Regions from separate parts of the Homo sapiens genome. Here regions 1 and 2 are each linked to region 3. Evidence: read pairs that join two places in POLR2A ChIA-PET (ENCODE). Cell type or tissue: HepG2. All regions are shown on one strand. Each heading gives the region's core, and the rest is flanking DNA. Links, peaks and the distances in the headings are about the cores only. Region 1 holds the start of OXLD1 (oxidoreductase like domain containing 1). Region 2 holds the start of MAFG (MAF bZIP transcription factor G). Region 3 overlaps GCGR (glucagon receptor).

Region 1 (10,111 bases), core at 1-5,000, 150 kb before region 3:
GGTTTTTTTTTTTTTTCTTTTTGAGATAGAGTCTTGCTCTGTCACCCAGGCTGCAGTGTAGTGGCATAATCTCAGCTGACTGCAACCTCTGCCTCCCAGGTTCAAGCAATTCTGCCTCAGCCTCTCGAGTATCTGGGACTACAGTTGTGTGCCACCATGCCCCACTAACTTTAGTATTTTTTTTTTTGAGATGGAGTCTTGCTTGCTGTCGCCCAGACTGGAGTGCAGTGGTGCCATCTCAGCTCACCGCAACCTCCACCTCTAGGTTCCAGCAATTCTCCTGCCTCAGCCTCCTGAGTAGGTGGGATTATAGGCACCCGCCACCGTGCCCAGCTAATTACTGTAATTTCAGTAGAGAAGGGGTTTCCCCACGTTTGGCCAGGCTGGTCTCAAACTCCTGATCTCAGGTGATCCACCCACCTAGGCCTCCCAAAATGCTGGGATTACAGGCGTGAGTCACCACGCCTGGCCACGTCCTGCTGCTCTTACCAACTCCCCTGGGAGCTGCGGCTGAAGGAGCTGGAAGGACTGGTTCCAGGTAGTGCTTGGGCCACTGAGGGCTGATCTGCAGCCCCTGCCAGGCTGGTGGAAGGGCACCCGAGGACCCCTGCCAGGGATTGATGGCAGCTGGACAGATGGGCACTTCCAGGCTGCCTGTGGGCTTCTGTGCCTGCCAAAGGCTTTGCCACAGTGACTCAATGAGATCAGATGGCCTTCCCTCTGCTGCACGCTGAGAGCAACCAGAGCAGGCCTTTGCCAGGACTTGGGGGAAGGTGGGACCTGGCCTGGAAGGGGCACTGGGGTCACTGTCATTTGACTGTTCAACGAAAAGGGGTCCTATTTATTGAGTCAGAGTTTCACTCTCGTCACCTAGGCTGGAGTGCAGTGGCATGACCTCAGCTCACTGCAACCTCTGCCTCCTGGGTTCCTCAGCTTCCTGAGTAGCTGGGATTACAGGCGCCTGCCACCACACCTGGCTAATTTTTGTATTTTTAGTAAAGATGGGATTTCACCATGTTGGTCAGGCTGGTCTCCATCTCCTGACCTCATGATCTGCCCGCCTCAGCCTCCCAAAGTGCTGGGATTACAGGTGTGAGCCACCACACCCGGCTGGGGGTCTTATTTTCACCACACTCGGCTGGGGGTCTTATTTTACCCTCATGGCAGGGTGATGGCTGCAAGAGCTCCGGAGGTGCATAATGCCGACCTGGACCTGCTCGCTTTGAAGATGCAACACAAGCCTTACGGACAACCACACAAAAGCCTCCTGTTGAGGCCAAATCAGCAGCCATTCTGGTTGGCAGACATACTGCCAAAAAAACCACCCCCAAAACAAAAACCTCCTGTGAAACCACCATAGAGAATTTATTTTTTTCTCAGGTGAAGTCAGTAACTAATTCTTCCTATTCCCGTTGGACACAAGGAGTCTGTGAGGGGGTGTGAAGGAAGGAGGCTGCGGCTGCGTCCTGGACTCCGTCCTGCGGTAGGGAGTCCAGCAGGGATGGCTCAGCCTCCGCACCTGGTGTGCAGCCGGATCTCCATCCTGAGGAAGGCCTTGAGGTTCTCATCAGCCACGTGCTCCTCCAGGGCAGCCAGGGCCCGCTCCCCACCGTCCTGGAAGTGCTGCAGCAGCCTGTCCGCGTACTCCACCCACACGCAGTTGGGGCAGCCACTCATGCAGCAGTTTGTGGGCGGCTGGAGCTCAGGTGGCAGCGATGCCTTGGGCGGCCTGGTGCCGTCCGCACCTGCTTGGGAGCCCACCTCTACGTGGTCTGTCCCGAATTTTCTGCGCCCATCAGGGGCTTGCGCTCCGGGATGGTGCCTTTGAAGAAAGCTGCCACCTCCAGGAAGCCTCTGGCAGCAGTCCGGGCTGGAGAACCGGCGAGCCCCCTGAGGATGCAGACAAACATGTGACTCTCCAGGAAGCTGGTGAGGCCCGGTCTACCCCCAGCAGTGAGGACATTTCAGCTCTCCTGTCATTGGGCAACTGGCTCCATGTCCTCAGCTTTTTCACTTCCTGTGACTTTAGACATGTTATTTCACCTCTCTAGACTCAGTTTCCCCACTGTGCAATGGAAGTCATGGGTATGACACGGTGTGATTCACAAGAAGTGCCAGGATCAGGGCCTGGCGCCGGGTGTGCACTCAAGCACATGGTGGGGGGTGGGGGAGGCACTCGACACCTCCAGCTAAGATGGCTGCTCTGTGGACACCAGTATGCGAGAGGTGTAACCCTGTAAGCTCCTGGCCAGCCCAGCACCTCTACCAGTATAACCAAGCCCCACCACCTCTGAGGGACCAACCGGAAGAATCGCACCACCCTTTATCCAAGTTTCCCTGTCACAAAGCCCAGGCCTCTCAGGCCCCTCTCATCCCAGCGTGAATGTCCTATAGGCAGTCTTCCGTCGCTGCCCTGCTCTATCTACCCAGGATCACGGACTGACACGCTACCAACTTCACTTATTTAACTAGTCCTGCGAGGGGCATCATCCGCTCCATGTCCACGGCCAGTCCCCAGAGCCCAGGAGGGCTCGCACACAGGCGCTCGGCAGATACTGAGAAACAGGAAAGTGGCCGTTCACCGGGCTGCTTCCTCTCCCAAGGCTAAGCGGCCCCTCCACAGATTCCGGGGCGGGGACTCGGTAAGAGCCGATGGAGGAGAGGAGCGAGGGGTCCTTCGGCGGCGGCCAGCGCGCGATCCTCCCGGCTCCGTCCCCACATGCGGGTGGAGGGGCCGGGGCTCCTCCCGGTACGTGCGGGCCCCCGGACAGCGGCCTCTCGGACGTGCCCTTCGGCGCTGCCAAGACCCGTCCTGGTACTTGCCGAGCCACGGACCGCGGCGGCTACCGCCCGGCCTCCCTCGACCACCCTCCGCAGCAGCATCGCCCGCGGACGGGATCCGGCAACCCCTGACCGTGAGCGGCGGGCGCTCCGGCCAATCCCGGACCTTCAGGAAGTCGCGCCGCTCCAGCCAGCGTGAGGCTGAGCGCAGGAAGCGGAAGTGCCGATCGGTGGGGCGGAACCATGCAGGAAGGCGGAAGTGGCTTCGCTAGGGAGCCTCCCGGCGTGGAGATGGCGGGAGCTGGTCGCGGAGCAGCGGTGTCCAGGGTGCAGGCGGGTCCTGGGAGTCCCCGGCGAGCGCGGGGGCGGCAGCAAGTGCAGCCGCTGGGGAAGCAGCGCCCAGCCCCGTGGCCCGGGCTTCGCAGGTGACTGCGCTGCCCCGCGAGGCCGCCACACTTCCCCAGAGAAGGGGACGCCTTGAAGGCTCCGCCCGGGACCCCCTAGGGAGCGTTCGCTCGGACCCCTTCCCCAGGTCGGGCTCAGTGCCCTCCTCTGTCTGTGCCCGCGGCCCACGCTCCGCCAGGATCGGTTGAATGAATGGAGGCGCGAGCGAGTCCTTGGTTTTGCCTTTCCCGCGTCCCAGTGTCCCGTCTTTGTGGTTCTGGACGAGGTCAGGGCGGAAAGGCCTCCTGGGCTTTCGGAGTGCCTTTCGGCCTCGCGTCCCGTGAGGAAGGGGTTCAGGGACAGCCACTGAGTGAGACCGAGAGGAAAGATCCCTGCTCCCTGGACTGCTGGACCGGCTCGCACCACAGAAGCCAGATGTGGCCCCTGTATAGATAGATTCTTTTTTTTTTTTTTTTTTTGAGACGGAGTCTCACTCTGTCGCCCAGGCTGGAGTGTGGAGTGCAGTGGCGCGATCTCGGCTCACTGCAAGCTCCGCCTCCCGGGTTCACGCCATTCTCCTGCCTCAGCCTCCCGAGTAGCTGGGACTACAGGCGCCCGCCACCACGCCCGGCAAATTTTTTGTATTTTTAGTAGAGACGGGGTTTCACTGTGTTAGTCAGGATGGTCTCGATCTCCTGACCTCGTGATCCGCCCATCTCGGCCTCCCAAAGTGCAGGGATTACAGGCGTGAGCCACCAAGCCCGGCCAGCCCGTGTAGATTCTATTGCCAGACCCAACTATTGTTTCTCTTACTGATTCTGCTTGTGCTTTACTTGGGACGGGTCTCACCCCCGTGTTCTTTCTCCCAGCAAAGAGAAGAAGAAAGTGAACTGCAAGCCCAAGAACCAGGACGAACAGGAGATTCCTTTCCGGCTCCGGGAGATTATGAGGAGCCGCCAAGAGATGAAAAACCCGATCAGTAACAAGAAGAGGAAGAAAGCAGGTGTGTGCAGGCCCATACTGGGCGGCAGTGAAGCTTTGTGTGTCTCAACCCGCCCAATCGCCCAAATACTTCAGAACGTTTCAGGCAGAGGAAATATGCCAAGACCCGGTGCTCAGAAGGTGGGGGAGCGTGGCCAAAGCTAAAGCAGTGGCTGGCAGCTGGTGGCGCTGTGGTTCCAGACGAGGCTTGGAAGGAGGCTGTGGGGTGGGCGGGGAGGACCCGTTATGGGGCCTCAGGATCCATGCTAAGGAGCGGCGTTTTTTTCTCCCCAAAAGTAGCGAAGATTCATCAGAGTTTTTAGCAGGGCACGGCCAATTCATGTTTACTCTAAGCAAAAAAAGGGTCACCGAGCGATGATGGAGTGAGGGAGAGTGGACCTGGCAACTGGCGGGGCTACTGCCAGGGAGAAGCCATGATTCTTGGGACAAGAGTGCTGAAGCAATGGTAGAGAGAAGTGGGTGGAGTCAGGAGCTGAAGGAGGAAATTCCATCAGGCCCCTCTGAGAAGTCTTGCCTTCCTCCCCCAAGTCTGGGTAGGGTGTCCACATGTCCACCGCTGCAACCCAGAGGTAACACTCTGGGCATGTTGGGAAACGGAGTCCACTGTGTGTATATTTTGCTTATAGACACATTTCTCTTCCCAAACGTGGCACTGGTTTTACAGCAAAGCTGTTTTATAATTTGTGTATAAACTGTAGGCTTCTTGTTGGGGGTTATATGGCTGCCAAAGGGATAGTGAGATAGAGGTGAGGAAGGTGCAGGGAGGAGGCGCACTGGCCTGGGTAGCACATGGCACGTTCTGAACCGTGCTGCATTGAATTGGCACCTTTGTTTGTTTGTTTATTTATTTATTTATTGAGATGGAGTCTTGCTTCCTCGCCCAGGCTGGAGTGCAGTGGCGTGATCTGGGCTCACTGCAACCTCCACCTCCTGGGTTTAAGCAGTTCTCCTGCCTCAGCCGCCTGAGTAGCTGGGATTACAGGTAACGCACCACCATACCCAGCTAATTTTTTGTGTGTGGTTTTTTTTTTTTTTTTTGAGACAGTCTCCCTCTAGCCCAGGCTAGAGTGCAGTGGCACAATCTCAGCTCACTGCTACCTCTGCCTCCCCTGTCCCAGTTCCAGTGCAAGCAATTCTCCTGCCTCAGCCTCCCGAGTAGCTGAGATTACAGGCACACGCCACCAAGCCCAGCTAATTTTTGTATTGTTAGTAGAGACGAGGTTTCACCATGTTGGCCAGGCTGGTTTTGAACTCCTGACCTCAAGTGATTTCCCCACCTCAGCCTCCCAAAGTGCTGGGATTACAGGTGTGAGCCACTGTGCCTGGCCTTTTTTTTTTTGGAGACAGAATATCGGCTCACTGCAACCTCCACCTTCCAGGTTCAAGCAAGTCTTGTGCCTCAGCCCCCCCAGTAGCTGGGATTACAGGCCTGTGCCACCATGCCCGGCTCGTTTTTGTATTTTTAGTAAAGGCTGGGTTTTGCCATGTTGGCCAGTCTGGTTTCGAACTCTGGCCTCAGGTGATCCGCCCACCTCAGCCTCCCAAAGTGCTGGGATTACAGGTGTGAACCACCATGCCTGGCAATATGCATGTCTTCACATATTTATGAACACAACCACCTGCCTGGCACTGTCCGCCTCCTGTGTTCTACACTCGCCCGGGGTCCTGCGCTTGCGTTCTCAGTGGATGTCATAGGTCTGCCCACGTTTCTTTTTTGAGATGGAGTCTCGCTCAGTCGCCCAGGCTGGAGTGCAGTGGCGCAATCTCGGCTCACTGCAAGCTCCGCCTCCCGGGTTCACGCCATTCTCCTGCCTCAGCCTCCCGAGTAGTTGGGACTACAGGCGCCCACCACCATGCCCAGTTAATTTTTTCTGTGTTTTTAGTAGAGACAGGGTTTCACCGTGTTAGCCAGGATGGTCTGAATCTCCTGACCTTGTGATCTGCCCATCTTGGCCTCCCAAAGTGCTGGGATTACAGGCATGAGCCACCGCGCCCGGCAGGTCTGCCCACGTTTCTCTGTGTAGCTCCACTGGGCTTCTTTCGGCAGCTGTGCAATGGAGTCTGTGGGTGATCAGAGGAGAATTCATTCAACCAGCCACCTAGGGGTGGACATTAGGTTGTTTCTGCTTTCCTTTTTCAGCTGTGCTGCAGTGGACATCTGTGACAGGTGCCATTGGGCTGGGGGGTCACGTCCCCGGGGATGCCGGGCCGGGCATTCTACATCCTCTTCAGCTGCTGTCGTTGGGGTGCTTCCAGCCAGCCTGGTCTTCCCTTCCTGTGGCTTTGGGAGGGGAAATGAGCATGGGTCACCTGCCTGCCACTGTCTGCCTCCTGCCTCCTCTGAGGCCTCCCTTTGTCCTCAGCCCAGGTGACCTTCAGAAAGACATTGGAGAAGGAAGCAAAGGGAGAGGAGCCCGACATCGCAGTCCCCAAGTTCAAACAGAGGAAGGGGGAGTCTGACGGGGCCTATATCCACCGCATGCAGCAAGAGGCCCAGCATGTGCTGTTCCTCAGCAAGAACCAGGCCATCCGGCAGCCAGAGGTGCAGGCAGCTCCCAAGGAGAAGTCTGAGCAGAAAAAAGCAAAAAAAGCGTGAGTGGAGGCGGGAGGGGGAGGGGTCTGCCCTGGGAGCCGGAGGGAAGACATTGGGTTCCCATGACGGCCCTCTGCAGGTACCCTGTTTCATAGCCATGGGGCAGCCTGGATTCAGGGAGACCAAGCCAGAGCCCTGGGAGTTGGCGAGTCGGAGCATCCAGCTGGGAGCCAGTGAGGGTGTGGCCTCCAGGAGGCTGCGGAACCTGGGAACTCTGCGGAGACCTCGCTTGGTCCTTGCTTTCACAGGAAAAGCACCAGAAAGCCCTAGCCCTGTGGGAATCAGCCCTGAGGGGGTCGGTCTGAGGGTGACGTGCCCAGGGGTTCTGTTTCCATTAGAACAGAATGTCTCTCGTCCAAGAGACTACACCTTCCTAATTCTCTAAAAGCTTTGGCCGAGTACAGTGGCTCACGCCTGTAATCCCAGCACTTTGGGAGGCTGAGGCAGGTGGATCACGAGGTCAGGAGATCGAGACCATCCTAGCCAACACGGTGAAACCTTGTCTCTAATAAAATACAAAAAAAAAAATTAGCCGGGCGTGGTGGTGCATGCCTGTAATTCCAGATACTTGGGAGCCTGAGGCAGTGGAATCGCTTGAATCCGGGAGGCAGAGGTTGCAGTGAGCTGAGATCGTGCCGCTGCACTCCAGCCTGGTGACAGAGCGAGACTCCATCTCAAAAAAAAGAAAAAAAAAAAAAAGCTTTGAAGGTTTGAGAGGTTGCTTTCAGCTCTGTAGATTCCCTGTTTCTGGATTGTTGTATTACTTATAGTTACCTTAGCCAGTGAAAGTTCATCACAGAGAACGTGGCCCAGATACAGCCTGGCGCCACGGTGATCTCCAGAGCTGTCGCTGAAGGTGAAGCTTCCAGATTCACATTGAGGGAGACGTGATATACAATGCTTGTTAGGCCCTTTAGACACAGCAGCACCGGATGGGCTGGATGAGTCTCTGTTGGGTGGTCTTTGGCAGCCTTCCCAGCCTTCGTGCACAAGGTGCCAGTAGCCCTTGCCCACGTGTCTGCACACATTGTCAGATGTTCCCTGGCAGGTAGCTGTCCCCAGCTGAGAACCACTGGGGGACCTGTGAGGGGCCTGTTGGGGTCAGAGCCTTCTTTGGTGGGCAGCTGTGGGTTTTGGGGTGGTAAGGGGAGCGGGGACTTGGAGGCAGCCACCTGTTCTTGGGTCCCTGCTCTGCCACAGGGGATCCCTTGTGGGTGGGGCGGCCTCTGCCTCCTCCCTGGGTGGAAAGAGAATTTAGGAATCTGAGTGACATGTGCTTTCTTCCCCAGGTTCCAGAAGCGGCGACTAGATAAAGTCCGACGGAAAAAGGAGGAAAAGGCGGCAGACAGGCTGGAGCAGGAGTTGCTCCGAGGTAGCTCTTCCCAAAGCGATGGTGTCAGCAGTGGTCCGGGTGGGGCCTGGGCGCAGGCCTTCTGTTCCCCACCAGCCCTGGCTGCACTGGGCACCTGTGGTTTCCCCTGGGGTCCACAGCCATTAGACCACTGGATGAGTTGGTGTTCTGTCCCAGCCCTATGGGAGGGAGGTGGGCGGGTGGTGGCTCTGGGTGTCAGGGGTGCAGTGGCTGTGGGCAGCAGTCCTCAGTTGTATTCTGCTCCTCCAGACACGGTGAAGTTTGGTGAGGTTGTCCTGCAGCCCCCAGAGCTGACTGCCAGGCCCCAGAGGAGCGTAAGCAAGGACCAGGTAAGTGGGGCACGGGGACAACTTGAGTTTGTCCCCCAGTGCTGCCAGGGAACAGAAGCCTTGGACAGGCTGGACACGGTGGGTCACACCTGTAATCCCAGCACATTGGGAGGCCAAGGCAGGCGGATTGCTTGAGCCCAGGAGTTGATACCAGCCTGGACAACATAGCGAGATCCTGTGTCAAGAAAAAAAAAAACCCTCAGCCAACGTGTGCGCTGTCTGGTGTGTGGCCTGAGAGTGCAGTGTTCTCGCTGGCGGGAGAGCTGTTGAAGCTGTGAGGCTTTCTGTTGCATCCCCTCCTTTCCCAGCCTGTGCCTCACCCTCCCCTCTCTCCCTCAGCCTGGCAGGAGATCGCAGATGCTGCGGATGCTTCTGAGCCCCGGTGGTGTGTCCCAGCCTCTGACCGCCTCCCTGGCCCGCCAGCGGATTGTGGAGGAGGAGAGAGAGCGGGCCGTGCAGGCCTACAGAGCGTTGAAGCAGCGGCAGCAGCAGCTGCACGGGGAGCGACCCCACCTCACTTCCCGGAAGAAGCCAGAGCCGCAGCTGTGATGGAGAGACACCCGGGGCCTGGCCACGCTCTGGGGCAACTGGCACCAGGAGCTGCTACACCTGGGTAGGAGAGAGGCAGGCCATGCCAGCAGTGTGGGGTGAGGCCTCCAGCTACTTGTTCACACGTTGGGCACTAGTGGGTCCACATCTTGCAGGGGGTGAGTGCCCGATGGACTAGGGCCAAGGCCTGGTTGACAGACGGCCCGTGGGGCCCGGTGTCACTCACAGCTCCATCTCTTTGTTTTGAACGTCCATTCTGAGTCTCAGCCCAGGTGGACCTTAGGAAGGGCTGGATCCCTGTCCCTGAACACCAAATACCGAGACAGCTGATGAGGCTGGCTCAGTGTGTGACGGAGGCCCCCGGGAGTCAGCAGAGCCGAGCGTACAGTGCACATCAGGCAGAGCAGGCCACGGGCAGGGACGACGCATCGGGACAGGGCTCTGCAGGGGACCGTGACTACAGGCCAGCTGTGAGTGGTCCCCTACAGAGGCTGCCCACCCAAGGTTTGGTTGGGGTGAAACATGATGACAACACATACACTTAAGAAGGTGGGAACCGGGGGCCGGGCGCGGTGGCTCACACCTGTAATGCCAGCACTTTGGGCAGCTGAGGCGAGTGGATCACCTGAGGTCAGGAGTTCGAACCAGCCTGGCCAACATGGTGAAACTGCATCTCTACTAAAAATACACGAAGAAAAAAAAAACAGTGGGAACAGAGTTGTCACCTACCTAACAGGGCTCTGAGAGAGCCGGGAGGCCCAAAGTGGCTGGAAGAAGGTAAAGGAAAAATCCTGTCTTGGGCTCAAGGTCACAGAGTGGGGCCCAGGGGGAGTTCCTGCTGAGGGCAGGGCCTTGCCAGGCTTCAGTCTCCAGTGCCAAAGGAGGAAATGCCCAGGCTGTCAGCATTTCCAGATGAGAGCAGAAGGGAGAAGCTTAAACCCAAGTCACACATCCAGCAATGGAGTCCGACAGCCCAGCACCATCTGGGAACTGAGAAGCACCTCTGCCCGGCCCCCACACCGTGTGGAAAGTGAGGAGCACCTCTGCCTGGCCGCCACCCCGTCTGGCAAGTGAGGAGCGCCTCTGCCCGGCCGCTGTGCA
Region 2 (8,745 bases), core at 431-5,430, 110 kb after region 3:
CGCCCCCGGCCCAGTTCACAAGAGCCCTTGCCGCACAGCCCGCCCCAGCCTGCTGTCCAGGTGCCCAGCCCCCAATACCTGATAGGAGGCAGCCCTTGGCCTCTCCCAGGCTGGGCTGAGCTGCTTCCTGTCCACCCTGCCCCTAGAGAACCAGGTGGGAGGTCAGGAAGGTCTGACGGGAGAAGGGGAACTGAAGGCTGTTAGGAAGGCAGGCGCAAGACAAGGGGCAGGGGAGAGATTAGAAGGAATAAGACGCGGGAGAGGCAGGCCTAGAAGGAAGCCGGGAGCTTTAAAAATAACCCCGGCACTGCCCAGAGCGCGGCTGTTCCTGGCGAGTCACGCTGACTCAGCACATTGCCTCTGCCTCCCCGCCGCGCCCGCACTCCCTGGCCCGCCAGCCAACAGCGCCCCACGAGAGCCGCAGCCCCCAGCCTGGCCAATAGCAGGTGAGGGCCAGCCAGTGACCCTGTGTGTGCATCTTCCAGGGTCCTACCTTCTACAGCCACCTCCCCTGAGCCGGCCTCGGACAAAGCCCCCTGCTCCCTGGGTGCACAGGGGCCCCACGGGGGACCTGGCCAGAGAGGAGGCTACAGGGAACCCCGAGTCTCCCAGCCTCCTAACTTTGAAAAGCTGGGGGTGGGCCGTCCATCTAGCTCTGGTCTGTTGGCAGGACTGACCAGGGAGTTCCCCCACCTTCCAGGTGGCAGGCCATCAGCTGGGAGGAGCCTGGCCCGAGGCCCCTCTAGACCTCCCAGTCGGCCTCCTCCACTGATGGAGTAACCATCCTGTGGCTTTGGGTTGCAGGAAGCAGCCCCTGCCCCACCCCATCCAGGGTATTTCACAAGGGCTCCCACAGTGAGCCACCCCGGGCCTGCCCAACGTGAAGGCTGGCGGAGTCAGCCCCTCCGAGCTGCAGCCTGCTCTCTGGTCCCTGCCCCGGGTGAGTGCCCACAGGGCCAGGGAGCAAAAACAAAAGTGCTGGGGTGGCCGGACTTAACAACCAACTCTTCCCCACTCGGGGTCCCTCCAGCACTCTGCTCTCACTTTCTTGCTAAGGATGTTTCTGGGATTCCCAGCTCAGCCCAGCTCCCACCAGACCCTTGGGCATGGACCCCCGCCTCATGCTCCATCCCCCACTTTCCAGGTTTGATGCAGACAGATGGGAGACTCCTCCAGAGGAGCTAGGATCACTTCAGGAAATTATGGGCTGGGGGGCTTCTTACTCTCATCAGGGGAGCTGAAGTGTGGCCAGGCGGATGCACACATCCTCACCAGGCTCAAGACTCCACCTCACCCAGCCTGGGACCAGGAGGTGAGGCTGCAAGCACAGAGCAGGGAGGGGAGGCCAGAGACCCCTCCCCACAGCCAAGCCAGCTCAGAGGCAAGGTCCCGAGGCTCCAGCCACTGGATTCTTCCAGATAAAGGATGGGGAAGACCTGAGCTGGAGGTCAGAAGGCCCACAGGAGCCCTTTCCTACACGTCCGGCACAACACTGCCCCAGGAGACAGGCCCTCAGCCAAGCATGGAGGGGCCCCCCAGCCTTGAGTGCAAGTCAGGGTGCAGAGACACTGCCCTGGCACCAGCTTCTCCCACCCCCATCGCCCCCACCCCTGCTGCTAAGCACAATGACAGTGGTGACTTCCTGAAGAGATCACACGGAAAAGTGCCTCCTCGACAGATTTTGCCCTCCGCAGAAGGCCTGAACTCAGCACAAGTGCAAGCCATCGCCTCCTATCAAAGGTGCGCCGGGGGGTGGGGGAGGGGCAGCCCTGAGCACAGCCAGTGCGTTCCAGGCTCCTGGCCTGGCCTCTGGACCTGGGCTGAGAGGGACCATGCAGGGATCCCAGGAGCTGGACTGAGGAGAAGCTGCCCCCGCCCTCCTCCAGCCCTCAAGGCTGGGCAGAGCTGGGGCCTGTCATGCACCCTCTGCTCCCAGAGGCTAATAAGCCCACCTCACGCAGGAGGCACAGATGGTCACGGCTCCGCAACCTGCGAGGGTACCTAGGCCACCCATTCACACTGAGAGCCAGGAAAGGGAGGGAGATTTGGGAGCTCCGTCTCCTTTGGCTAAAGTAGAAACTCCCGTGCCTGAACACAGACAGCCCCACCTGGCTGCAAAGCCCAGCGGCCGAAACTCCCCGGCAGTCATGGCCTCTGCTCCATAAGCTCTCAGCTCCTGAAAGTCACTCTTTGAACAGAACCTAAAACTTAGTTTCCACTGATGCATAAGTGACTGAGAAGATGTACATAAATGGGCCGCGCGGTGGCTCACACCTGTAATCCCAACACTTTGGGAGGCCGAGGTGGGTGGATTACGAGGTCAGGAGATCGAGACCATCCTGGCTAACACGGTGAAACCCCGTCTCTACTAAAAATACAAAAAAATAGCCGGGCGTCGTGGTGGGCGCCTGTAGTCCCAGCTACTCGGGAGGCTGAGGCAGGAGAACGGCGTGAACCTGGGAGGCAGAGCTTGCAGTGAGCTGAGATCGCGCCACTGCACTCCAGCCTGGGCAAAAGAGTGAGACTCCGTCTCAAAAAAAAAAAAAAAAAAAGATGTACATAAATGTCCCTCCAGGACCCCAAAATTTTCCCAGGGCATCAAACTCCAGGCCAACGGTCAGCTAAAACATTGAAACATCTGGAATCTATAAGCCCCGGGGCTCACTGAGAGTGGACCTGTGTTCTGTGTGTATGTGTGGGGGGTGCTCACTGAGAATGGACCTGTGTGTGTGTGTGTGTGTGTGTGTGTGTGTGGCGGGGGGCGGGGGGCATCCCTGAGGGCAAACCACAAAGTAGCCTAACCCAGCCATGAAATGAACTCCTGGGCAAAGGAAGTCAACCTTCGTGAATCTCCACATACCCAAGGAAAGGTGGCTCTGGCCACATCACTCCCAAGCTGCCACTTTCTAAGCGTCCTGGGCTGCCAGGCCAGACACCCAACAGGGCCACTCCCTTTGCTAACTTCACACAACGCTGAGACCCCACTTCAGGTAGCGACAACTTTAGGGTGGCTGGGTGCTGCGTTCTGCCACCCTGTGCCATCCACACCAGCCCATCTGCTGCACCCCAAGGCTAGGCACCCTGAAGCTCCCACCACCTACAGTCTCAACCCAGACTCCAGGGCCAACTGGGGAGAGAGGCTGGGCTGCTTCCTCCCCTTTGCCGTTTCCTGGTAGAGCTGCCCCTGCTTCCTCCCTGCCCAGCCCACTGTCACCCAGGGCTTGGTACACACACCCCTCTTTCTCCCAGGACCTCGATCTCTGGCCAGGGGCTGTCCAACCAGGCCAGTCCCAGGGAAAGCCGACTTCCCCTTTGGCTAGCTCGGCCCACCGAAGCTCCTCCCCTCCCTCACTCAGGGAACTATTTCCCAGTTTGGAAAACTGCTCCAGACTTGGGACCAGGACCAGCTGCCGGAAAAGAGCCGCCTGGGAAGGGGTGGACCGCCCGGGGCTTCACCTTTGACCCCGGGAGAACACCTGCAGCGAGCCACCCCCACTTCCTCTTCAAGCACCCCTGCCTTCAACTGGATCGCTCGGCGCTCACTTAAACAGGCACCCCAAGGCGCCGGGCCTGGCCCCCTCCCACATCCCCACGGCTCCCTCCCACCTCCCGCTGGCGGCCTTTTAGTCCCCGAGGCCCCTCGCTCGAATCCCCTCCGGTATCAGCTTGAGCACCGAGTGACCTCACGCTGATGACTCAGCAAGTCTCCCTCCGGGCTCTGGCACGCGACTGACGGAACCCGAGCCCCAGCCAGGGGCAGGGTCTTCCCCGCAGCACCCCCATCGCCGCCCCTCCTCCCGGGCTCGCCGCGGACCCCCGCGCCGGGGAGAGCTGACGCGGCCACCGGATGAATCAGCAGCTGCGGGCCGGGCCGCCGGGCCCTGGCGCGGACCCCCGGGCGCCTCGCTCGACCCCACCCTTTCCTCCCGCCGTCCAGTGCCCCTCCCTCCAGGACGCCCGGGTCTCCGAGTCCGCTCCGCACTCGCCCGGCTCCGCGGGTCCGCCGCCGCCCGCGGCCCACCTCCAGTACCCGGGCGCCAGGGGCAGGAGGAGCTGGCTCCTGACCGCTGGGGAAATCGAGGCACGGGCCGCCAGCAGGGTGCGCGGCAGACCCGAAACCAGCGGCCCCCGCCGCCGGGCCCCCAACCGCCCGCCTAGCTCCGGGAGGAGCCCTGCCTGCGCGCCCCCTCGGCCCCCGCCGCCCCCGCCGCGCCGCCCCCACCGCCCGGGCCCGCCGCCGCAGCCGCACTCACCACACTGCGGGCCCGGCGGGCCGAGGCCGGGGCGGGGCGGGGCCGCGCGCGCTCCGAGGCCGCGCGGGGCAGGGACCGGCGCGAGGGGTCCGGGCCCGGGGCTCGGAGGACTCGCCGCCTGCGCGGGCCGGGCCGAGCGCACTGGGAAGGCCGGGCCGGACCAGGCTCGGGATCCGCCGCCGCCGCCGCCGCTCCACAGACGTCACATGATGTTTGGTCACGTGGGCTCCATTCATGAAGCGGCGACGCGGCCGGCCGGCGCTTAAAGGGGAAGGCGCGGCGGCGGGAGGGCAAACTGCGCATGCGCAACCCGCGCGCCGTCGTCCCTGGCAACACTGGCTGCTCTAGCGCCTGGCGGGGTCTCACGGGCGGGCCTGGGCGCACGGCCAAAGCGCCAGGTCTCCACCCCCAGCCCCCGGCGTCCTGCAGCCGGAGCCTGCCTCGCCTGGCTCCTGCGCCCGCCGTCCAGGGCCCCTGTCCAAGCTCGCGGACGCCGGCGGCGTTTTCCAGCTCGAGTGCTCAGCCTAGGGCAGGCTCTGCGTGCGCCCCCTCGAGTGCCGGCCTGGGCCCTGCCAGGCAGAGGCGCTCTTGCGTCAGGACGGCGCCGCCGGGGCCCCGCGATTCCAACTCGGGGGTCCCGGAGCGGCGCGGGGCGGGGACGGCCTGGCAGCTCCCAGCAGCGAGGGGCGATCCCCGCCCGCGCAGCAGACCCCGAGCTGCCCAGGCCCTTCCTGCGCCACGTGTACCCAGAGCTCCGCCCGGGGGAGACTTCGCTGCTTGTTGGAGATGCCCAGCGGTAGGGGGCGAGGACTCGGGAGGAAGATAAACGGGGGATCCCGTGTCTGGACTTTCTCCTCCACCCTCTTCCCTTCGCAGCTGTGAATCCTGGGAGGGGAAGGGTGGCCGCCCCGCCAGCAGGTGAGCGGGGAGGAAGGGGCGGGGACGGGCTGTGGGGTCCTCCTGGGCTCCGTCCATGAACAGGCCGGCCCCAAAGTCCCGAAGCCGTGAGGTGTAAGGCTCAGAAGCGTCCCTCCGCCTGTCCCTGCCAGACCCCAGGAACTCCTCCGAGCCCCACAGCACGTTGTCGCCGTGTGCGCTGTGGGGCTGCGTGTGGTTCTTACGGTGGTGTCCTTAGTCGTCGGGGACCTGCTCCCCCTGCTCTGGACACAGCCCGAGTCTCACAGGCTCTAGGGGCATGATATGGTCCTGGCGTGGCTTCCGAGGCCTCAACCTTAGTGTACAAAACAGCACACGGGGCCCTGAGGCCAGGAGTGCAGCTCCGTCTCCTGCCTCTCCTCCCTGCTCGCGTCCTCATCCTACCACACCACACTGGGCTGGCGAGGGGAGGGCGCCCTGAGCCGCTGGGCATCCTGCTCCGCGGGAGGGTGAAGTCGTGCATTGCTGGGCGGTGAGGGCTAGGTCCACACAGCGGGGACCTGGCGGGCCCCCGAGTCTCCTCAGGACCCGCCCTCCGTGCCACACAGCGGGAGCTGGAGCCACGGTGCCGTCAGGAGCCAGGGGTGATTGGCCCTGGGGCTGGCAGCCCCCACCCCGCGGGCAGACGCTCACCAGGCTGTCCCCACTCACTCCCACACCCCAACTCCTCCTCACAGGGTCGAGCCCGCTCTCATTTGCACCTCCGCGCGAATTTGGAACGGATTTATGAATCGTCCTCACTGCGGTGCTGTCTTCTCCTGGGAAGGAGCCTCAGTCCTCCCCTCCCTGGGCACTGTCATAGAGATGGGCAGGACGGGCTGGGGAGGACACTCAGGGAGCTGCCCAGGCTCCTTTGCTGCCCCTCACCCCAGAATCTTCTTGGGGTGGGTGGGGTCCCAGGCACCTGCAGAGTAGCATACGGTGGCTTGTAGAAAGAGTATCGAGGGAGGGGAGGTGCCACGTGGAAACAGCCCAAGCCAAACCCCTAGGACCTGTCTCCCTGTCCTCCTAGAGAGCTGAAGGTGTTCCGTGGTCAGTGAGGGCTGGCACTGGCTCTGCACGAAGATCTCCTCACCTCCCCAGCGGCTCCTGGCCAGCTCCCCACGGAGAGCCCAGGACACTTGTCCCTGGACACAGTGGTGCAGCCATGCTTGGGCCAAACCATGAGGCCACCAGAACCGCGAAAGGCTACTGTACTGAGAGGGATACTGCGAGAGAGGCCCACAGGTTTCCAAGCATCCCTCTCACTCCGCACACTCATCTCCACGACCGGCTTTAAGTGCGGCCTTGAGGCCTGGCTCCCTGTTTGGACTTCTCTGCACCTCCAGGAGCTCACTTCCCGTCACAGCTGGATGCCTCCTCCCGCAGGCACCTCCCGGGCATCCTCCCGCCCCAGGCTGCACCTTCTGTGGGACTGGCCCCCGCAGGCACCTCCCGGGCACCCTCCCGCCCCAGGCTGCAGCTTCTGTGGGACTGAGCCCCGCAGGCACCTCCCCGGCATCCTCCCGCCCCAGGCTGCACCTTCTGTGGGACTGAGCCCCGCAGGCACTTCCCCGGCATCCTCCCGCCCCAGGCTGCAGCTTCTGTGGGACTGACCTTAAGACCCCATCGGTTCCTCCTGAGAGCAGCAGATCTCAGCCAGATGCTGCCGGGAGGGAGGTGCTAGCGTCCACACCCAGACGGGTCCAGTCCAGCCCTGCTCTCCCTGGTCTCCAGGCAGGGCCCTCCCAGGGTGGACATTGCCCATCTCTGCCTGGCCAGGGGCTGCTGACCCACTGGTTCCAGAGTCTGAGCCTGTCCTGCACAAGTACCATGGACAGGGGTCAGCCGGGCACTGAAGAGGCGTGGCAGAATTGGGCAGGGCAAGGGCCCCAGCTGGCAAGCTGGAGTCAGGGCAATTCCAACCAAGAAACTGCGGCAGGCCGGGTGCAGTGTCTCAAGCCTATAATCCCAGCACTTTGGGAGGCAGTGGGAGAATCGCTTGAGCCCGGGAGTTTGAGACCAGCATTGGTAACATAGAGACCCTATCGCTACAAGAAAAAAAAAAAAAAAAAGCTGGGCATGGTGGTGCACACCTGTTGTCCCAGCTATTCAGGAGGCTGACGTGGGAGGATTGCTTGTGCCCAGGGGTTGCAGGCTGCAGTGAGCTGTGATCATACCACTGCACTCCAGCCTGGGCGACAGAGAACCTCTCTAAAAAAAAAGGAAAATGAAAAATAAATGGGGGCAGAAGCTGAGCCAAGCAGAGGCGGGCAGCTCCTCCTCCAGGGCCCACCTGGCCTGCTGGGGACTCACTCCAAACCGCTTCATTTTTGGAGGGGGCTTTCCAGGACTGAGAGGTGTCAGAGCTGCTGGTGACAGGAGCAGGGAAAGCACCATCTGGCCAGCCCCCAGGGGCCCCCTGTAGGGTTCCTCTGCCTGGCAGCGTTTCGACGCTTCTTGGCAGGATCCTTGGGTCCTTGGCCCCCGGCACCATCTCCCTCCTTGACCTGCTGAGGCCCACATAAAACATGTTGCTACTTGGGGTGGGCCCGTCCTCACGCTCTGTGGCTTCCTGGGTGTCCACCTCCCCACAGCCTGCCTCACCTACCTCCCCAGACTTCTCACGCACGTCAGGAGCCTCCTGTGGACTCTGGCTCTACCTGCCTCTGGCCTCTGCTTAATCAGGAACCCACAGTGGGAAAGCTCCTAGGGCCCGCCTGCTGAAGCAAACGCCTCCTTGCAAAGCCCGTCTGCAGCCCCCCACACACCTCCTCACCTCCCTGTGCTTCCTCTGGAGCCCAAGACCAGTCTGCCTCACTTGAAACCCGCGTCGCCTGCTGGCTTCCCTTGTGTCCCCGGACCAGAAGCACCTTTGGCAGCCCCGCGCCCCTCGTCTTGCTCTGCGTCAGCACCTGAGAATGGGCGCTAGCAGGGAAACTGGCTTTGAGGGGAATGGTCGGGGCAGCTTTGGTCCTGGGACAGGCGTGTGGCCTGTGGGACAATCTCTTCTGGGGGCACCTCTGCCCAGGTGGGAGGAGTTGCCAGGGTCTCCCAGCACTGCCAGGCGCTTTGCTGGGGCAGGGGGTTATTCTATTGCTCACAGCCCTGACACAAGGGCATTCCCCACCCGCCCTGATGCCCACATCCACCCATACAGGAGGGGGCCTTCAGGGGAGCCTGCAGGGACTCCCGGCCCAGCACCGTCCATCTGTGTCCCCCGCTTAGCTCCTGCACTGCCAGATCTCAGCCAGACAGCAGGGACTCACCCCACCTACCGTCCCCTTTGTGCCTGGGTGTGGTGGGTACTCGTTTTATGGGGAGTGGCCAGGACTCTTGCCAGGGGGAGAGTGGCGGTGGAGGATGTACCCATGCCATCTGCCCTGCCGCAGCGTTTCCTCCCTGTTCCCCTGCATGTCTTCCCTCCCTCGGGGGAAACGCAGGATTCTGTTCCCCAAGCGCCCTCTACACGCCCCATATATACCAAGCATGGTTCTGCAGTGAGCCTATGGGGTCTCTGGAAATGAGTTCCCGGGATAAGTTCCAGAAAGTTGCTCAGCTCTCCTAACCCCTGCAC
Region 3 (8,433 bases), core at 1,528-6,527:
GCGGCCCCAGGCAGGTGGGTGGGTGGGCAGCCAGGCAGGTGGCCACGTAGCCGCGCTCACACTGCACCTGTACCAGGCGGTGGCTGGCTGCCGTGTGGCCGCGGTGTTCATGCAATATGGCATCGTGGCCAACTACTGCTGGCTGCTGGTGGAGGGCCTGTACCTGCACAACCTGCTGGGCCTGGCCACCCTCCCCGAGAGGAGCTTCTTCAGCCTCTACCTGGGCATCGGCTGGGGTGAGTGGGCTGGCATGAGAGGGGGTTAAGGCAGGCTGACCAAGCCTTTGGGACCACAGCTGCTGCCCCCCACAGGTGCCCCCATGCTGTTCGTCGTCCCCTGGGCAGTGGTCAAGTGTCTGTTCGAGAACGTCCAGTGAGTATGAGCGGCTGGACAGCCTGGGGAGGGACCGGGGGGCTGGGGTGCGGCGCTCTGGCCTGAGGCAGGGAGGGGCCGGGGATGAGCCTGGTGCCTGGGGAGGGGGTCATTTGTGACCTTCTCCCTTCCTTTTCTGAGACCCGAATTAGATCCTGGCAAAATCGGGACGGGGGTGCTGAGGGGCGGAGGGGCTGGGGGCTGTGCCCCAGTATGTGAGTGGCCTGGCCTCGCAGGTGCTGGACCAGCAATGACAACATGGGCTTCTGGTGGATCCTGCGGTTCCCCGTCTTCCTGGCCATCCTGGTGAGGAAATGAAGAGCCAGGAGCGCACCCCAGGCCCCTCCTCCCTTGGCGTCCTGAGGCTGCCCCAGGAGACAGCAGCATCCTGTCTGAGAGCGCTGGGAGGGAGCCGGCACCCAGACAGGACACCAGGACACTGGCCAGCACCCTGGACACTGAGCCAGGCTGTTCCTCCCTGGCTGTGTGCCCACCAGCCCCAGGGCTATGTGGCCCAGGGCCTATCTTGCTGCCAGGCCCACCTGCAGGAGGGTCAGGTGGGGCCTTCCAAGGGCACAGAGCTGTTCCCTGGGGCTCGGGATGCCCCTGACTCGCACCCTTCTCACACAGATCAACTTCTTCATCTTCGTCCGCATCGTTCAGCTGCTCGTGGCCAAGCTGCGGGCACGGCAGATGCACCACACAGACTACAAGTTCCGGTGGGTGCCGCGGCAGCTGGCGTCTCGAGACCTGGAGACCCTCAGGGCCAGAGGGCAGCTGGGGGTGGGGACTCCAAGCTCCACGTGGATGGTGCGGGCCGAGGGTGGGGGCGGTGGGTGACTCAGGCGCTGCCTCTGCAGGCTGGCCAAGTCCACGCTGACCCTCATCCCTCTGCTGGGCGTCCACGAAGTGGTCTTCGCCTTCGTGACGGACGAGCACGCCCAGGGCACCCTGCGCTCCGCCAAGCTCTTCTTCGACCTCTTCCTCAGCTCCTTCCAGGTGCCCGCCCGCCCGCCGGCTCCCCCGCCCGGGGCGCAGTGTGCCACCCCTGACCACCCTGTCTCTCCAGGGCCTGCTGGTGGCTGTCCTCTACTGCTTCCTCAACAAGGAGGTAGGTGGGAGTGGGGGCATCTGAGACCATCAGCACTGGCCGTCGGGGTCAGGGGCAGAGAGAGGCACAGGGATGCCAGCCCCACCCCTGCCCGGGGGTTGGAACACGTGGGGCCCAAGCCTTTCCCTCCCCCTGCTCTTATTGGGTGCAGTTGCCATGGCGCTGGGTGTCAGGCCCCCAGGACAGGTTGGCCTCAGCCCCATCGCTACGGTGTCCACCGTGGGGGTCCCCAGGTGTCTGCAGACTGCTTTCCGTGGCGATGCTGGGTGGCATAGCTGTGCCCAGCAGGGAGCTTGTGTCGCTCTGCACCCCTCAGAGCGGAGACTGGGCATCTCCGATGAGGCCCACAGCAGGTCCCGGTGGGGTGGAGAGGACAGGCAGGCCCTAGGACTGGCCTGCCCCGTCCCCCTCCCCAGGTGCAGTCGGAGCTGCGGCGGCGTTGGCACCGCTGGCGCCTGGGCAAAGTGCTATGGGAGGAGCGGAACACCAGCAACCACAGGGCCTCATCTTCGCCCGGCCACGGCCCTCCCAGCAAGGAGCTGCAGTTTGGGAGGGGTGGTGGCAGCCAGGATTCATCTGCGGAGACCCCCTTGGCTGGTGGCCTCCCTAGATTGGCTGAGAGCCCCTTCTGAACCCTGCTGGGACCCCAGCTAGGGCTGGACTCTGGCACCCAGAGGGCGTCGCTGGACAACCCAGAACTGGACGCCCAGCTGAGGCTGGGGGCGGGGGAGCCAACAGCAGCCCCCACCTACCCCCCACCCCCAGTGTGGCTGTCTGCGAGATTGGGCCTCCTCTCCCTGCACCTGCCTTGTCCCTGGTGCAGAGGTGAGCAGAGGAGTCCAGGGCGGGAGTGGGGGCTGTGCCGTGAACTGCGTGCCAGTGTCCCCACGTATGTCGGCACGTCCCATGTGCATGGAAATGTCCTCCAACAATAAAGAGCTCAAGTGGTCACCGTGCATGTCCTGGAAAGCAGGGCTGGAAATGCTGGGGCCGAAGCAGTGGGGGATGGAACAGCGGTGGGTGGTCAGCGCCAGTGCGGGCTGTTGAAGGGTCCCCCTGCTGTCCCAGTTCACTCAGAGTTGGCACTGGAACCCCGGAGGATCCCGAAGGCAGCCAGCCTGTGCCCATCTGAGCAGGTCCTGGCCACCTTCCCATCCTGGTTCTGGCGGGCAGTCCCCCTGGACGCTTTGGCCACCAGAGGGTCACCATTCACCAGCAGAGACGTGAGGGGCACAGTGGCTAAGGCGGCATGAGGCATCACAGTCCCCTGACCGACCCCATCAGCACTGGATTCACCCGAGGGCGTCTTCTCCCTGGAGGCCGTGAGGACACTGGCACCTGGCTCATCGGCCCGCCCTTCCTCTGAGCCTCCTGGCCTCCGTTTCATCTCAGCTCCAGCCCCCTCGGGCAATTTACAGGCCACGTAGCAGATTGAAGCGGGAAGAAATGGGCCTGAACATTGCCGCGGGTCCAGGCGACGGAGGAGGGCAGGTTGCCCAACTTCTGCACAGGACCCGGGGTGCGCCACACACACGCCAGTCCTCGTGCCACACAGAGAGGTCCGGCCTACGCCAGTCCTCGTGCCACACAGAGAGGTCCGGCCTACGCCAGTCCTCGTGCCACACAGAGAGGTCCGGCCTACGCCAGTCCTCGTGCCACACAGAGAGGTCCGGCCTACGCCAGTCCTCGTGCCACACAGAGAGGTCCGGCCTACGCCAGTCCTCGTGCCACACAGAGAGGTCCGGCCTACGCCAGTCCTCGTGCCACACAGAGAGGTCCAGCCTACGCCAGTCCTCTTGCCACCTCGTGGTGGGTGGGCGCCCTGCTTGCCAGCCAGGGAGCACCAGGAAAGAGCTGCCTCCTGCGTGCTGGACACAGGAGGTGCTTCAGGGTGGGGTCTCCCATTGTGTGGGGCCCAACCTGAGTCTAAGGGCCCAGGGACCACACAGCGGGGGTGGAGACAAATTCAGGGTAGAAGCTGTGAGGGGCCTGTGGTCAGCCCCCCGGGGGGTCCCTGCAGCAGGCACTGTGAGACCTACTGAGGTGTGTGCATGGGCTGGGGAAGGAGCCAGTCAGGTGCCCCTGCTCTGAGGAGCTGCTGGGAAGTGCTGCTGGGCCCTGGGGGAAGGGGTGCTCACAGCCCCTGCCTGGGCCACGTGGGCTGGAGCCGCTCAGGCAGAGCCGGACTAATTGGGGCAAATGAGGGGACAGGAGGCCTCTGAGGAAAGGTAAATAGAATTACTCACCCGCCAGGCACTGGGGCCCTCCTGGGGGGGCCCTCACCCTGCCACCCACCACAGGGCCTGCATGCAGCAGGGAGGGAAGTGAGCTGATTAGGCAAGGCTGGACCCTTCTGGGGCCCTGGGGTTGCTGTGATTGGGACGGCAAGGCCAGGAGACGGTCCCCTGAGCTGCACCTGCTGGAGGCCTGTGATCTCAGACCTTAAGGCTTCAGGCCAGCTCTACGCCCCTCCGGCCTCAGGTCCTGGCTCTCCTCTGAGCCCTGGATGCCCGGGTGCCTGTGTGGGCACGAGGCTGCTCCGAGTCAGCACACGGAGGTGGACATTCTCCTTCATGCCAGCTGAGCTCAGGGCTGGTGACTGCCCTGGGGAAACTGCCCCTCACCTGGGACCTCCTGACAGCCCTCCCCATTCCCGAGTCCCTCTGCCCTTGTCCTCTTTCACCTCTGTCCCGCCCTCATCCCTAAGGGAACTGGAGCAGGCTGGTGGAGTTGGGTGGAGTTGGGGACTGGCAGGGGGTGGACTCACCCAGGCAATAAACACTGGCCCTAACCAGGCAGTCCTGCAGGCAGGTAGGTGGAGGGACTGTTTTTTTTCTTTTTTGGAGATAGAGTCTCACTCTGTTGCCCAAGTTGGAGTGCAGTGGCATGATCTTGGCTCACTGCAAACTCCACCTCCCAGGTTCATGTGATTCTCTGCCTCAGCCTCCTGAGTAGCTGGGATTATAGGCGTGTGCCACGACACCTGGCTAATTTTTTTTTTTTTTTTTTTGAGACGGAGTTTCACTCTCGTTGCCCAGGCTGGAGCTCAATGGCGCGATCTCAGCTCACCGCAACCTCCGCCTCCCAGGTTCAAGCGATTCTCCTGCCTTAGCCTCCCTAGTAGCTGGGATTACAGGCAGGTATGTGATGCCCGGCATCCCAAAGGGGTATCTGCAAGAGTTGGGTGCTGTGTGTGCATGGCTGGGAGGAAGATGACTTTGATACCCTGGAATCTGGTGTCTGTGGACACAAAAATACTACTAAAATGAGAGTGGAGACCAGGAAAAAGGAAGACATGAACTACATGAAGGACCAAATCTAGGAGAGTCAGAAGTGCGTCACAGGAATAGGGGACCTTGAGCCAGACAGAAGGCTCAGCAGAGACACCCTCAAGGGGATGAAAGGGATTGAGTGCACTAATATTTAGAGGAGAGAGTTCAGGACTTGATTAGTGACTAGTACATAGAAAACTAAACAAATGAGGCTGGGTGCAGTGGCTCATGCCTGTAATCCCAGCACTTTGGGGGGCCAAGGCGGGCGAATCACCTGAGGTCAGGAGTTCGAGACCAGCCTGGCCAACATGGTGAAACCTCGTCTCTACTAAAAATACAAAAATTAGCCGGGCGTGGTGGCGGGCGCCTGTAGTCCCAGCTACTTGGGAGCCTGAGGCAGGAGAATCGCTTGAACCTGGGAGGCGGAGGCTGCTGTGAGCCAAGATGGTGCCATTGCACTCCACCCTGGGTGACAGAGCAAGACTCCGTCTCAAAAAAAAAAAAAAAGAAAGAAAAAACCAAGCAAATGAAAAAAGAAGGCAATTAATAATTCCAAAGAAAAGAAAAATTTGGGCAGAAAAGAACAAAACAAGCAGAATTTACCATGACTCAGTTCTGAATACAAACACAGACATCATAATGTAAACACCAACACTGATGCAACCAGAATCATGGGAGAAAAAAGATCTAGGGAGGGTGGTGGACGGGAATATCACGTATGTACTGGGGGTAGGGGAGAGAACAAAATGGGAAAAATCAAGAATAATTCACGTTAGAAATAAAAATACAGAGCAAAATTTAAAAATGCAAAGAATGAGGTGAAGAGTTCAAAGTGGTCACCTCGGGGCCGGGCGCGGTGGCTCACGCCTGTGATCCCAGCACTTTGGGAGGCTGAGGCGGGCGGATCACAAGGCCAGGAGTTTGAGACCATCCTGGCTAACAAGGAGAAACCCCATCTCTACTAAAAATTAGCCAGGCGTGGTGGTGGGCGCCTGTAGTCCCAGCTACTCGGGAGGCTGAGGCAGGAGAATGGCGTGAACCCAGGAGGCGCAGCTTGCAGTGAGCCGAGATCGCGCCACTGCACTCCAGCTTGGGCAACAGAGTGAGACTCCGCCTCAAACAAAACAAAACAAAACAAAAAAACAAAGTGGTCATCTCTAGGCAAGGTGGGTGGGAGATGGCTAGGGCTGCAGGTCCACTACGTGAGCTGGCTCAGCCTATCCCCAGACACCCTGCACTCACTCAGCCCGGGGTCCTCCCCCTGCACTCACTCAGCCCCGGGTCCTCCCCTGCACTCACTCAGCCCCGGGTCCTCCCCCTGCACTCACTCAGCCCCGGGTCCTCCCCTGCCTGCTCTTTCTCTGACCCTGCCCTCCACTGTTCCTTTTTCTTCTTTCTCTCCCTGTTGTGTCCAGGAACCAGGCACCACCCTCATTTCTTCTTGATCAATCTTTAAAAACCAGCAGTGCTCAGCTAACTCTTCATCTATCTCCCCCGACCTGGGGCTCTGCTGAATCCACGCTTTAGACCCAGCTATCAGCTCGGCATGTACAGCTGGATGTCCACACCGAGCTGCTCACCCTGTCCCCAGCTTCTTCCTCCCACTGTCCACTGCAGAAGCCTCCTAACAGGACCCCTGCTGCTACCCCGGACCCTGCAACCCATTCCCACACAGCAGCCAGATGCTTTGACACCCGAAGTCTCCTATGAATCCGATGAGGCCTCTGCACCACACCTCATTTTACAGAAGTACAGGGGAAACAGGGGTCTGTTGACACCACAGAGATGCAGCTGGCCAAAGGCAGAATGTGGGGTACACGACTGTCAAACGCCAGGGGTCCTTACACGAATGGTGGAAAAAGAGGGGCATGTTACGGATGGAGGCTCGGGACACATGGGCGCCGCCTTCCCATGCTGCCAGCAACCCACCAGGAACCTATTAATTTAGTCATTTGGGAAATGGGAGCTGGGTATATCGGCTATTAGGAAATTGTTCATGCTCAATAAGTATTAATTACAATTTTCATAAGAGCTTAACCCCCCTGAAAGAGGTCACTGTTTCCTCACTTGTAAATTGGGATACTAAAACCTGCCCCATGGAGTTGCCAGAGTGACATGTGTGCGTGCACACCAACAGTACACAGCAGATAGTGACATATGTGTGCACGCCAACACTACACAGCAGATAGTGACTTGTGCGTGCGCGCCAACACTACACAGCAGATAGTGACACGTGCGTGCACACCAACAGTACCCAGCAGATAGTGACATATGCGTGCACGCCAACACTACACAGCAGATAGTGACTTGTGCGTGCACGCCAACACTACACAGCAGATAGTGACATGTGCGTGCACGCCAACACTACACAGCAGATAGTGACTTGTGTGTGCACGCCACTACACAGCATAGTGACTTGTGTGTGCACGCCAACACTACACGGCAGATAGTGACTTGTGTGTGCACGCCAACACTACACGGCAGATAGTGACTTGTGTGTGCACGCCAACACTACACGGCAGATAGTGACTTGTGTGTGCACGCCAACACTACACGGCAGATAGTGACTTGTGTGTGCACGCCAACACTACACGGCAGATAGTGACTTGTGTGTGCACGCCAACACTACACGGCAGATAGTGACTTGTGTGTGCACGCCAACACTACACGGCAGATAGTGACTTGTGTGTGCACGCCAACACTACACGGCAGATAGTGACTTGTGTGTGCACGCCAACACTACACGGCAGATAGTGACTTGTGTGTGCACGCCAACACTACACGGCAGATAGTGACTTGTGTGTGCACGCCAACAGTACACAGCAGATAGTGACATATGTGTGCACGCCAACACTACACAGCAGATAGTGATGTGTGTGCACACCAACACTACACAGCAGATAGTGACATGCGCGTGCACGCCAACACTACACAGCAGGTAGTGACATGTGTGTGCACACCAACAGTACACAGCAGATAGTGACATGCGCGTGCACACCAACACTACACAGCAGATAGTGATGTGTGTGCACACCAACAGTACACAGCAGATTGTGATGTGTGTATGCACACCAACGGTACAACACGCAACAGTTGCAGTTGCCTCATTTCCCCAAGTCGCCCTCACTGCAGAAAGGGGAGTGTCTCCAGCTGCTTAGTCCAGCAGCCTCCAGGATTGGGTGAGGGTCGGAGGGCCCTGGTGCCCTGCATGGACAAGGCAGTGGCAGCAGGGCTGAAGGACAGGCTGGGGTGGGAGGACCGCAACCCTCTGGGATCGGGCCCCACGGTCAGCTCCCGCAGCCCAGGGGAGAGGTGCCCACTCTAGCAGCCCTTTATGTGCTCCTCAAGCTGAAAGTAGAGACCCCGCTTTGTGACTACAGTGAGTTCTCACACCATTAGGCGAACGGCTGGGGTAAGACCACCCTGTGGCCCCTGCAGAGCTGACCTCACTGGGTGGTCCACCGAAGAGGGGATGGGAGGGCAAGTTTGCTTCAGGGTCAGAGGTCCGGTCCCGGTGGGTGCACCTCCCCAGCCCTCAGGTAGGTTAGGCCCCCTCTCCCGCGTCCCCTCCCCCTCCTCACCCCAATCCCCTCCCCCTCCTCACCCCAATCCCCATCCCCCACGCGGTGCATCGGGTGAAGGGGTGGGGCCTCCAGCAACACCGTGGGCTCAGCGCTC

What was found. ChIA-PET counts read pairs that join two places held together with the same protein. Peaks named below come from ENCODE experiments on the same cell type or tissue, not always from the same donor. Only the 100,000 strongest peaks of a DNase experiment are listed, where the experiment ranks them.
Region 1: POLR2A ChIA-PET joins it to region 3 with 5 read pairs; 2 of 35 experiments call an interaction of 5 or more read pairs at or near these places.
Region 2: POLR2A ChIA-PET joins it to region 3 with 5 read pairs; 5 of 35 experiments call an interaction of 5 or more read pairs at or near these places.

What each region holds. Positions count from the first base shown.
Region 1 is chr17:81,663,695-81,673,805 of GRCh38, forward strand. OXLD1 (oxidoreductase like domain containing 1) reads right to left here and starts at 2,911. Exons shown (of 2, transcript NM_001039842.3): 1 at 2,824-2,911; 2 at 1,342-1,890. The coding sequence starts at 2,883. The coding sequence ends at 1,507. CCDC137 (coiled-coil domain containing 137) reads left to right here and starts at 3,043. Exons shown (of 6, transcript NM_199287.3): 1 at 3,043-3,206; 2 at 4,035-4,168; 3 at 6,531-6,759; 4 at 8,050-8,132; 5 at 8,382-8,461; 6 at 8,801-10,111. The coding sequence starts at 3,073. The coding sequence ends at 9,010. RefSeq lists enhancers at 1-421, 1,837-1,946, 2,107-3,028, 3,029-3,950 and silencers at 2,607-2,926, 3,127-3,276. In HepG2, for the core only: a CTCF peak has its summit at 4,333 (motif pointing right); DNase peaks (open chromatin) are centred at 2,157, 2,612 and 2,987; H3K4me3 peaks cover 2,476 bases.
Region 2 is chr17:81,923,275-81,932,019 of GRCh38, forward strand. MAFG (MAF bZIP transcription factor G) reads right to left here and starts at 4,461. Exons shown (of 3, transcript NM_002359.4): 1 at 4,254-4,461. It overlaps MAFG-AS1 (MAFG antisense RNA 1), which reads left to right. Exons shown (of 3, transcript NR_186500.1): 2 at 805-940; 3 at 1,145-1,237. It overlaps MILIP (MYC inducible lncRNA inactivating p53), which reads left to right and starts at 4,555. Exons shown (of 2, transcript NR_015454.1): 1 at 4,555-5,171; 2 at 6,202-7,479. RefSeq lists enhancers at 1-834, 1,532-2,487, 2,995-3,084 and silencers at 3,865-3,914, 4,295-4,384, 4,535-5,054. In HepG2, for the core only: a CTCF peak has its summit at 4,812; DNase peaks (open chromatin) are centred at 1,767, 3,337, 4,537 and 5,087; H3K4me3 peaks cover 2,725 bases.
Region 3 is chr17:81,811,575-81,820,007 of GRCh38, forward strand. It overlaps GCGR (glucagon receptor), which reads left to right. Exons shown (of 14, transcript NM_000160.5): 8 at 77-236; 9 at 312-372; 10 at 609-678; 11 at 1,003-1,091; 12 at 1,233-1,371; 13 at 1,442-1,483; 14 at 1,900-2,434. The coding sequence ends at 2,115. Among named protein-coding and RNA genes, the nearest start is that of GCGR, 12 kb to the left of the region's middle. In HepG2, for the core only: no CTCF peak of the experiment used is centred there; a DNase peak (open chromatin) is centred at 3,755; H3K27me3 peaks cover 328 bases.